Linked DNA regions of Homo sapiens: region 2 is linked to region 1. A link is a contact called in ENCODE Hi-C or POLR2A ChIA-PET data. All regions are on one chromosome and are shown on one strand. Each heading gives the region's core, a stretch centred on a gene start or an enhancer-like site at or near the end of the contact. The rest is flanking DNA. Distances are from core to core; before and after follow the strand shown.

Evidence for each region. A loop is a pair of places that touch in the nucleus more often than their neighbours do. ChIA-PET counts read pairs that join two places held with the same protein, here RNA polymerase II (POLR2A). Pooled maps may share reads with other maps.
Region 2: a loop to region 1 is called in a pooled map, with 12 times the contacts of the local background. The contact joins the promoter of PDIA3 here to the promoter of RAD51-AS1 in region 1. A Hi-C loop is called at or near these places in 5 of 50 pooled maps. POLR2A ChIA-PET finds 5 or more read pairs at or near these places in 2 of 52 experiments (CD8-positive, alpha-beta memory T cell and naive thymus-derived CD8-positive, alpha-beta T cell).

Annotation. Positions count from the first base shown.
Region 1 is chr15:40,693,779-40,698,894 of GRCh38, forward strand. RAD51-AS1 (RAD51 antisense RNA 1) reads right to left here and starts at 1,327. Exons shown (of 2, transcript NR_040058.1): 1 at 1,234-1,327; 2 at 1-1,017. RAD51 (RAD51 recombinase) reads left to right here and starts at 1,396. Exons shown (of 10, transcript NM_002875.5): 1 at 1,396-1,647; 2 at 4,979-5,067. The coding sequence starts at 4,981. RefSeq lists enhancers at 386-565, 448-1,045, 926-1,075, 1,546-1,605, 1,643-2,240 and 1 more.
Region 2 is chr15:43,744,393-43,749,541 of GRCh38, forward strand. PDIA3 (protein disulfide isomerase family A member 3) reads left to right here and starts at 2,046. Exons shown (of 13, transcript NM_005313.5): 1 at 2,046-2,314. The coding sequence starts at 2,148. It also overlaps the pseudogene CATSPER2P1. RefSeq lists a silencer at 1,762-2,061 and enhancers at 2,562-2,611, 2,622-2,671.

The DNA.
Region 1 (5,116 bases), core at 77-2,576:
TGCCCAGGCTGGTCTCCAACTCCTGAGCTCAAGCGATCCTCCCCCACCTTGGCTTCCCAAAGTGCTGGGATTACAGGTGTGAGCCACCGTGCAGGCCTTATATGATCTTCATATCCTGAACTAAATGTAACCTTCCAGTTTCGGCACTTGCTCTGGCACTTTTCCTCCCTCGCCAGATAATACTAATCTTTAATCATGTAGTTCGTTTCCATGCCCATACTACCCTATTTGCTTATAATGTCTTCCACTTCGCCCAAGAATCCCTACTCAGCTAGCTTGTGGTGTTGTTTTGACACAGTCTCGCTCTGTCGCCCAGGCTGGAGTACAGCGGCGAGATCTCGGTTGGCTGCAACCTCCTCCTGAGTTCAAGCGATTCTCATGCCTCAGCCTTTCGAGTAGCTAGGATTACAGGCATGTGCCACAAAACCTGGCTAATTTTTGTATTTTTTACTAAAGACGAGGTTTCACCACGTTGGCCAGGTTTATCTCCAACCCCTGACCTCAGGTGATCCGCCTGCCTTGGCCTCCTAAACTGCTGGGATTACTGGCGTGAACCACCGCGCCCGGCCCTACTCAGCCTTTAAAACCGGAATCACGGGTCAAAACTTTCTGGTAAACCACGATACGGTTTAGGTTATGAAATTCAATGCCCCCTTCCTCTGAACTCCTGCAAATCTCCAGTAAAGCACCACAGATTGACGAATATTCCAGCCATTTCCCTCTCCCGTACGCTAGCTCCATTTCCCACTTCTATCCATCTTCTCGAGCTTCCTCAGCTCCTCCACCTCCATGAGGCCTGGAAAGCACCTTGCTCCAGGAATGCGAGTAGGAGGCTCAGAGCGACCAGAAGTGCCAAAAGCTGACATTCAGATACTGCCGAAACAAACCACAAGAGCGCTAGGGCCCCCGCTAATAGTCCAGCTGCGATGGTGAGAACTCGCGGACCCGCCGGCGATGCATGCCGGGAGATGTAGTCCCGGGCCGACGCATTACCTCTTGGGAGTCGTGGTCTTCGATCTGGTAAACAGAAGACGGCAACTCGGTTAAGTCTTCCCCCACCGCCCCCTGAAATCCCTCGCCCCACCCGCGAGGGACTGGGGTAGGAGTAGGGGCGTTGCCGTGGTTAGCCTCGAACTCCTAGGCTCAGACGATACTCTCGCCTCGGCCTCCCGAGCAGCTGGGACTACACGCGTGAGCCACCGCCCCCGGCATAAAGTTTGAATTAGTCCTTACGCAAAAAGGGAAGAGGGCAGTCTGTAAACTCGCGCAGGATCAAGCTCTCGAGCTCCCGTCTTGGGTTAGCGCGCAGGGCGGAAGCGGGGAGAAGGCGGATCCGGGAGGCGGGGATACGTTACGTCGACGCGGGCGTGACCCTGGGCGAGAGGGTTTGGCGGGAATTCTGAAAGCCGCTGGCGGACCGCGCGCAGCGGCCAGAGACCGAGCCCTAAGGAGAGTGCGGCGCTTCCCGAGGCGTGCAGCTGGGAACTGCAACTCATCTGGGTTGTGCGCAGAAGGCTGGGGCAAGCGAGTAGAGAAGTGGAGCGTAAGCCAGGGGCGTTGGGGGCCGTGCGGGTCGGGCGCGTGCCACGCCCGCGGGGTGAAGTCGGAGCGCGGGGCCTGCTGGAGAGAGGAGCGCTGCGGACCGAGGTGAGTGTGTGAGGCGCAGGCTGGGCCCTCCAGAGCCGCGGCTCGTCCTCGCCCACCTGCGTCCTGGCCGGTCCAGTGCTCAGCGGCAGTTGGGGCCTCCGCGCGCAGTGTGAAACCCGGACGTGGCAGGGCGTGTCCGCGCCCGACCGACCCTCAGCTGCTGGGGCGAAAACACAAGTGGACCTCAGTCTTTAGAACTAGGGGAGAAACATTAGAGCCTTTATAGGCAACACCTATTTTATGGGTTCGAGCGAGAAGTCCGAGATCAGAGCGGTGTAGCCACAGCTGTTTAATATCACAGCCAGGGCTTCCGGATTCCTGATCTGTCTTTCCATTACACCGTGCTTAGAAAGTACCAATCTCCGATTGCCAAAACAGTGTTTTCATCATCTAATGCGGAAAACCATTCACATGATGCCTAGAGAATGATCTGAAGTGAGGTTTGGTTTTCTTAAAACTTTTTTTTTGAGATGGAGTCTCGCTCTTCCGCCCAGGCTGGAGTGTAGTGGCGCGATCTCGGCTCACTGCAACCTCCGCCTCCCGGATTCAAGCGATTCTCCTACCTCAGCCTCCCGAGGAGCTGGGATTACAGGCCCCCACCACCACGCCGCCAGGCTGATTTTTGTATTTTTAGTAGAGACGGGGTTTCACCATGTTGGTCAGGCTGGTCTCGAACTTCTGACCTCAGGTTATCCACCCGCCTCTGCCTCCCAAAGTGCTGGGATTACAGCCGTGAGCCACAGCGCCTGGCCCCTGTTTTTTTGTTTGTTTGTTTGTTTTTAACTTCTAAAGCGCAATGTAATATACATGTAGAAAAATTCACATTCACAACTGTATACAACTCCGTGAATTATTACAAAATATACTGGCCGGGCGTCGTGTCTCACGTCTGTAGTCCCAGCACTTTGGGAAGTGGAGGCGGGAGGACGATTGAGCCCAAGAGTTCGAGAACAGCCTGGTCAAGATAGTGAGACCCGCATCTCTACAAATAGGAAAAATTAGCTAGGCATGGTGGCGTGCACCTGTAGGCCCAGCTATTCAGGAGGCTGAGAAGGGAGGATCTAGCCTGGGAGGTATAAGCTGCAGTGAGCTGTGATCAGGCCACTGCACTCCAACCTGGGCGATAGAGCAAGACAAAATGAATATACACCTATGTAATCACCACTTAATAGAATGGTCCTCAGAAGCCTTCCTGTGTAGTATTTAATATTTTCCCCTTTTTACAGTGGTAACTGCTATACTGGTTTCTAATGAGATGAACTAATGTTGCTTGTTTTTGAATTTTATATAAAAATACATCAGGAGTGTTGAGTGTTTCGTTGTTTCACATGCTTGCCAACACGATATTTTTCAGCCTTTTTGATTTTAACTATTCTGCTGGTTACACAGTAATGTCTTAATGTGATTTTAATTTTCCTGATTAATAATGATGTTGGACATCTGTTCATATGTTTTTGCCCATTTTGATATCTTCTGTGATGTGCTTGTTCAAATCTCTTGCCTATTTTTCTATTATCTTTTTCTTACTGATGTGAAGTTCTTTATATACTGGTTATCAGCCCTCAGTTATGTTTGTGCTAAATGTTTTCTCTACTGTGGTTTGACTTGTCACTCTCTTAGTGGTGTCCTTTGATGAATAGAAGTGCTGAATTTATTTTTTTATTATTTATTTATTTATTTATTTTTCCTTTTGAGACAGAGTTTGGCTCTTGTTGCCCAGGCTGGAGTGCAATGGCACAATCTTGGCTCACCGCAACCTCCGCCTCCCGGGTTCAAGCGATTCTCCTGCCTCAGCCTCCCGAGTAGCTGGGATTACAGGCATGTGCCACCACGCCCAGCTAATTTTGTATTTTTCTTTAATAGAGACAGGATTTCTCCATGTTGGTCAGGCTGGTCTTGAACTCCTGAACTTAGGTGATCTGCCCGCCTTGGCCTCCCAAAGTGCTGGGATTGCAGACGTGAGCCACAGTGCCCAGTAGAAGTGCTGAATTTAAATGTAGTTCAGTTTTCAGTCTTTTCCTTTTTGGCTAGTGCGTTATGCATCCAGTTTCAAGAAATCTTTTTCTGTCCCAAGGTTGTGAAAATAATAAGTGTTACTTTGTTTTTGACAGACGATTGTACATATTTATGAGATACAAGATGATATTTCTTTTTTTTTTTTTTTTTTTTTGAGACGGAGTCTCACTCTGTCGCCCAGGCTGGAGTGCAGTGGCGCGATCTTGGCTCACTGCAAGCTCCGCCTCCTGGGTTCACGCCATTCTCCTGTCTCAGCCTGCCACCACGCCCAGCTAATTTTTTGTATTTTTTAGTAGAGACAGGGTTTCACCATGTTAGCCAGGATGGTCTCGATCTCCTGACCTGGTGATCCACCCGCCTTGGCCTCCCAAAGTGCTGGGATTACAGGCGTGAGCCACTCCACCTGGCCCAAGATGATATTTCAATACATATATACATTGTATAATGAATGATCAAATCAGGGTAATCAGCATATCCATCAGTTCACTTAAACACTTGTCATTTCTCTTTGTGATGAGAACATTCAAAATACTCGCTTCTGGCTATTTTGAAGTATACATTACATTAGTGTTTACTGTAGTCACCCTACTGTGAAATAGAACCCTAGAACTTATTCCTCCTATCTAACTGAAACTTTGTGCCTGTTGACCAACCTCTCTCCTTCCTGCCGCCCCCTGCAACAGCTGCATTCTCCTCAGTCTCTGGTTACCACTGTTCTATTTGTTCCTTGTATGAGATGAACTTTTTTTTTTTTGTTTTTTTTTTTGAGACACAGTCTCACTCTGTCATGAGGCTGGAGTACAGTGGCACGATCTCGGCTCACTGCGATCTCTGTCTTCCGGGTTGAAGCCATTTACCTGCCTCAGCCTCCCGAGTAGCTGGGACTACAGGCGTGTGCCACCACACCCTGCTAATATTTGTATTTTTAGTAGGGACGGGGTTTCGCATGTTGGCCGGGATGGTCTTGATCTCCTGACCTGGTGATCTGCCCGCCTCGGCCTCCCAAAGTGCTGGGATCACAGGCATGAGCCACCGCGCCCCGCCAAGATCAACTTTTTTAGATTCTACATATGAGTGAGATCATGCAGTATTTGTCTGCAAACACATTTATAATGTATAATGGGGTATATAAAAATAAGTAAAACTTGGCCCCTACACTGAAGGAATATAAAGCAGGAGAACAGAGAGGCACAATAAGAGAATGGCCTTGGCTTTTCCTAAAGTCTTTTTGATACGACTAGCTAGATAGAAGATGGGGAGAGAGATGCACCTTATTTCTCTAGTGTTTATACTGATAAGCATTTGTATTTTTCAGTAATGGCAATGCAGATGCAGCTTGAAGCAAATGCAGATACTTCAGTGGAAGAAGAAAGCTTTGGCCCACAACCCATTTCACGGTTAGAGGTATGTGGTTAGTTGCTAATTTTGGAATTATATACTAGATTCTTCTACC
Region 2 (5,149 bases), core at 796-3,295, 3.1 Mb after region 1:
ACACTCAAGGACCCATCCGGCCCACAAAGAAAGAGGTGGCCTCTGACTGCAGCGCACATGAAGCCTGCTCAACAGCCTCTGGGCATGTGAAATCTGTTCTATACGTTGAGGCTTTATAGAGACGCCCACTAGCTGGTGTTGATCTCCCAACATAAGTTTCTTCTGGCGGGAAGGATCTACAACAAAAATTGAAAAGGGGTAGTGGATAAATACAAACAAAATAGACCAGGTAGGGTTGGGGGCAGGGATACTGTTCAGATAATGGGTCCCCCTAATGGCTTACTGCTGGTCCTTCTCTTCTCACAGCAACTAAGAATTCTGTTTGGAGTGAGAGCAAATGTATTGCTTATGACCAACACTGTCCATGCCCACAAAAGCAGCAGGTTCACTCTCAAAGTTTTAAGAGTCTTTGACAGAAACTGTTCCGTATCATCCACGGCTAGTGGCTATCCTAGGCCTAAAAGTGAAAGACGTGGATTCTATCTCCTTAGTTTTATTTACAAGCCCTTGATTTATCAAGTTTGGTAAACCAGCAACTAAACCGGCCTCCCCAGAATTTTCCACTCTTAAATGTAGAGGATGTGGATAGGAGTCTTAAATTTAAATTAGTGAAGAAATAGGCTGCTGACCAAGTAACTCCTGATAGTGTGTCGCAGCACAGCTTGGCTCAAGCCTTGCAAATGCTCGATGAGAGAGAAAGTATCGATGAGACGTGAACGAATGGCATCAGCTCGGGGAAGCTGCATCTGCCCTTCTTGTTGGTAAGCGGCCATGTCTGCTAAGAAAATGTAAGCATCAAGTGTCATTTCATTCTTGGAGCTGCACCAAGGATTACAGGTTTTCTGTCCCCTCCTCCCCACCCTCTTTGCCCTTAAGATTCCTTAATGTACCCACATCTACGAACTAGGAGCAGTTGGGCAGAACAAACATTCTACTAAGACTCAGGGTTTTTTGAAACAAAAGGGGCTAAGAGTGGTAAAGACATTGAGCAGTCGACCAAGTGGCCAGGCATCTTCACTTTGTGACGGCACTACCAATTAAAAGCTCATTAAAAAAAAAAAAAAAAAAAAAAAAAGTCCGGGCGTGGTGGCTCACGCCTGTAATTCCAGCACTTTGGAATGCCGAGGCGAGCGGATCACGAGGTCAGGAGATAGAGACCATCCTGGCTAACACGGTGAAACCCGGTCTCTACTAAAAATACAAAAAATTAGCCGGGCGTGGTGGCGGGCGCCTGTAGGCCCAGCTACTCGGGAAGCTGAGGCAGGAGAATGGCGTGAACCCGGGAGGCAGAGCTTGCAGTGAGCGGAGATCGCGCCACTGCACTCCAGCGTGGGGGACAGAGCAAGACGGCATCTCAGACAAAACAAAACAAAACAAAACAAGAAACTCAATAAAAAAGGAGCAGCCACAAGGGCAGGGGCCCGGGGCTGGACAAAGAAGAACCTGGGTCCCACCTGGGCCTGAGAGAATCGGGCAATGAGGTGGAGTTGGGGGAGGGCTTGGCCTGCCCACGCAAGAGAAACCAAGTGAAGAGAAATTGGACAAAATGCCAAAGCCTGACATTTTGAAAATGGGTCCCGTCCCAAGTGTGTCCACTCCAACACTCCTTCGGGGGCTAGCTCCTTCTCTCCTCCATTCTCGCTTCTGGGCCTCACCTCAGCCCAGGTTCTCTTCGCCCACTCAGTCCTGACTTCACGCTTCCACCTCCAGCTCAGGCGCCCCCTGAGCCCGGCTACCCCTACGCAGGACGAGCTCAGGGCCGGCTCCCAGCCTCACTGCGCCCCATTTCCCGCCCCGCCCGACCCCCAGGTTTCGGCTCACCCCGGGACCCGGCCCTAGCCCCTGCCCCCAGCCCAGGACCGGGCCCAGCCACGCTCGCCCAGACACTCGCCGCCTCGGCCCCGCCCCGCGCTCCGGCCACTCGGCGGTAACGAGTTGGTCCCGCCCGCCCGACGAAGGCGACGCGCAGCCAATCAGCGGCTGCCACACAGCGGCCCAAGCCGGGTTTGGGGGTTGGGACCTCCGGCTGCAGGTCCGCCTGGGCCAGACGCGCGAGCGCAAGCAGCGGGTTAGTGGTCGCGCGCCCGACCTCCGCAGTCCCAGCCGAGCCGCGACCCTTCCGGCCGTCCCCACCCCACCTCGCCGCCATGCGCCTCCGCCGCCTAGCGCTGTTCCCGGGTGTGGCGCTGCTTCTTGCCGCGGCCCGCCTCGCCGCTGCCTCCGACGTGCTAGAACTCACGGACGACAACTTCGAGAGTCGCATCTCCGACACGGGCTCTGCGGGCCTCATGCTCGTCGAGTTCTTCGCCCCCTGGTGAGTCCATTCTGCCGAGGCGGGGGAAGAAAGGCGGGGCTGGGCCGGGGGCGAGAGCGCGGGGAACTGTTGGGCCTACGCAGCGCCGGGGCCCTTCATTCCTGTGGGCCCCTGCTGCGGCGGGCACATTTCTCATTCCCGGGAGCTGGAGGCGCCTCGCCGAGAGCGGGGGAGTCGGTGCTGATCGGCCCAAGGAAAACCCGAAGGCTGCGCTCACGCAGGGCCTCATCCTTATCTCGGTGCTCTTGTGGCACTTCCTATTTGCAGAGGGTTTTGCCACCCCTTCCCCCAGTCCAATATGTAGCTATATCTTTTCTGCGTGAGTCAGTATTAATGCTCCTCCAGTCTACAGACTAGGCATCCCAAAGCCTTGTAGTGGAAGCGGACGTTTCACCAAATGCAGAAGTCCTGGATCCCTAGGGTATTTCCTTTCATCTTACCTCACGCCGCACAGCCATTGGTTTCTAGCCAAGGTCACTGAGTGGCTGCAGAATGGTCGTAAGTGCTTTCTTGAGGCAGGTAATTTGTCCGTCACATGGTGTACAGTTTCTCCCTTCAGCTGATCACTTACATCTCAGTACCGGCAGATACCTCTGTCCAAACGAAAGGAGTACGTGAACAAGAATAATTCCATCAGAATCTGTCCATATTGTCTGTTTTAAATAGCATTTCTTTAAAATGTCAAAAAAGACTCCAATGAGAAAATAACCAATATTGATTACATACTCCACTTTAGGGTGACTTAAGTGATCAAGGGTGTAAATTCCTTAGATAGAACTAACTCGAAATAAAAAACTGTTGGGGAGAAGGAAGAGCAAATAAGATTTCTGGCCCAGTCAACTTGAGTGTTTGTTTTTTTTTTTTATTTGTGTGTGTGTGTGTTTTTAAACCTCCAGATCATTACCAGAGTAAACAGTGATTCCTTTATCCTGGGGATAGCTCTCTATATATAATTCAATATATATAATTACAGTACTTAATTTTTCCCCTCCTGGCACAGTGACCCTTGGTTTAATACTATCCGTGTTCAAAAATGTCAGTAAAAGTTGTGTATAACTTTTATTTGCTTCAGACTCAGGTCTTCCCTTCTTAGCCTCAAACAACTTGCTAAGGGTTACACGAAAAAAGTCCTGTAGTAAAGACCACCTGAATCAGAATGATGTGCTAGAGATGGCAAATTTTGTTTGCAGCTTGGACAGATTTTGTGTCCAGGGCATTTCTGGGGCTAACTGGCAGTACAGATTACACATATAGATAGTTCTTATACATCTCTGGAACTCATGTTCTCTCTTAGGAACAACTCTTCCCAATTATATAATCATGCTGTTAGCTTTGAGGGGGTGTCAATAATTTGTAAAAACTGGGGGTGTCACTAAGTTTGTCAGATCTGAGTGATGCTTTTTACTACAGGGGTCATGCAACAATTTAAAGTAGGAATTGTTGGAGAATAGTGGGCCACTAGAATATTAGTTTAAAAAAGGAATTTTGGGGCTGGGCATGGTGGCTCCCGCCTGTAATCCCAGCACTTTGGGAGGCCGAGGCAGGCGGATCACCTGAGGTCGGGAGTTCAAGACCAGTCTGACCATCATGGAGAAACCCCCGTCTCTACTAAAAATACGAAATTAGCCGGGCATAGTGGCACATGCCTGTAATCCCAGCTACTCAGGAAGCTGAGGCAGGAGAATAGCTTGAACCCAGGAAGCAGAGGCTGCAGTGAGCCACGATCCTGCCATTGCACTCCAGCCTGGGCAACAAGAGCGAAACTCTGTCTCAAAAAAAAAAACCAGAATTTTTTATTTGAATTGAAGGGGGTGTTTCCTACTTTAAATTGTTACACGTGCTACCCTAAAAACTACATATCCCATCAGGCACTGACTGTCCCAAGAATTGGGTGGATCTCTGCTGTGGTGTCTGCTTTTAATTGGTTTAAAAGAAAAAGTCATCCTCCACAATTTCAGCAAGAAAGATGAGTTTTCTGAATGAGCAATTTGGAGTTAAAGAAGTCTCCTGTTGAGGTCTTTATTTCTTCACATTCCACTACATTTTTTTTGTGTGTGTGTTTGTGTATTTTTTTTTTTTTGAGATGGAGTCTCGCTTTGTTGCCCAGGCTAGAGTGCCATGGCACTATCTTGACTCACTGCAACCTCCGCCTCTTGGGTTCAAGTGATTCCCCTGCCTCAGCCTCCCGAGTAGCTGGGATTACAGGTGCCTGCCACAATGCCCAGCTAATTTTTTTGTATTTTTAATAGAGACAGGGTTTCACCATGTTGGCCAGGCTGGTCTCGAACTCCTGACTTCAGGTGATCTGCCCACCTTGGCCTCCCAAAATGCTGGGATTACTGGCATGAGCCACTGCACCCAGCCTGTTTTTTTGTTTTTGTTTTGTTTTGTTTTGTTTTGTTTTTGAGACAGAGTCTTGCTCTGTTACCCAGGCTGGAGTGCAGTGGCATGGTCTGGGCTCACTGCAACCTCCGCCTCCCGTGTTCAAGTGATTCTCCTGCCTCAGCCTCCTGAGTAGCTGGGATTACAGGCACGCACCACCAAGCCCGGCTAATTTTTGTATTTTAGTAGAGACGGGGTTTCACCATGTTAGCCTGATGGTGAACTCCTGACCTCAGGAGATCCACCCTCCTCGGCCTCCCAAAGTGCTGGGATTACAGGCGTGCGCCACCTAGCCTGGCCTCTGTATTTTTATTTATTAACATTTCAGCTGGAAATGTTTTCTGACTGCTATATTCCTTTGTACAGTTCAGTAGTACTATCTTACAAGAAACAGTTAAAAAATCCTTAGTAAGAGTAAAATGGGGTCTGGCCCTGTTGTGCATTCCTGTAATC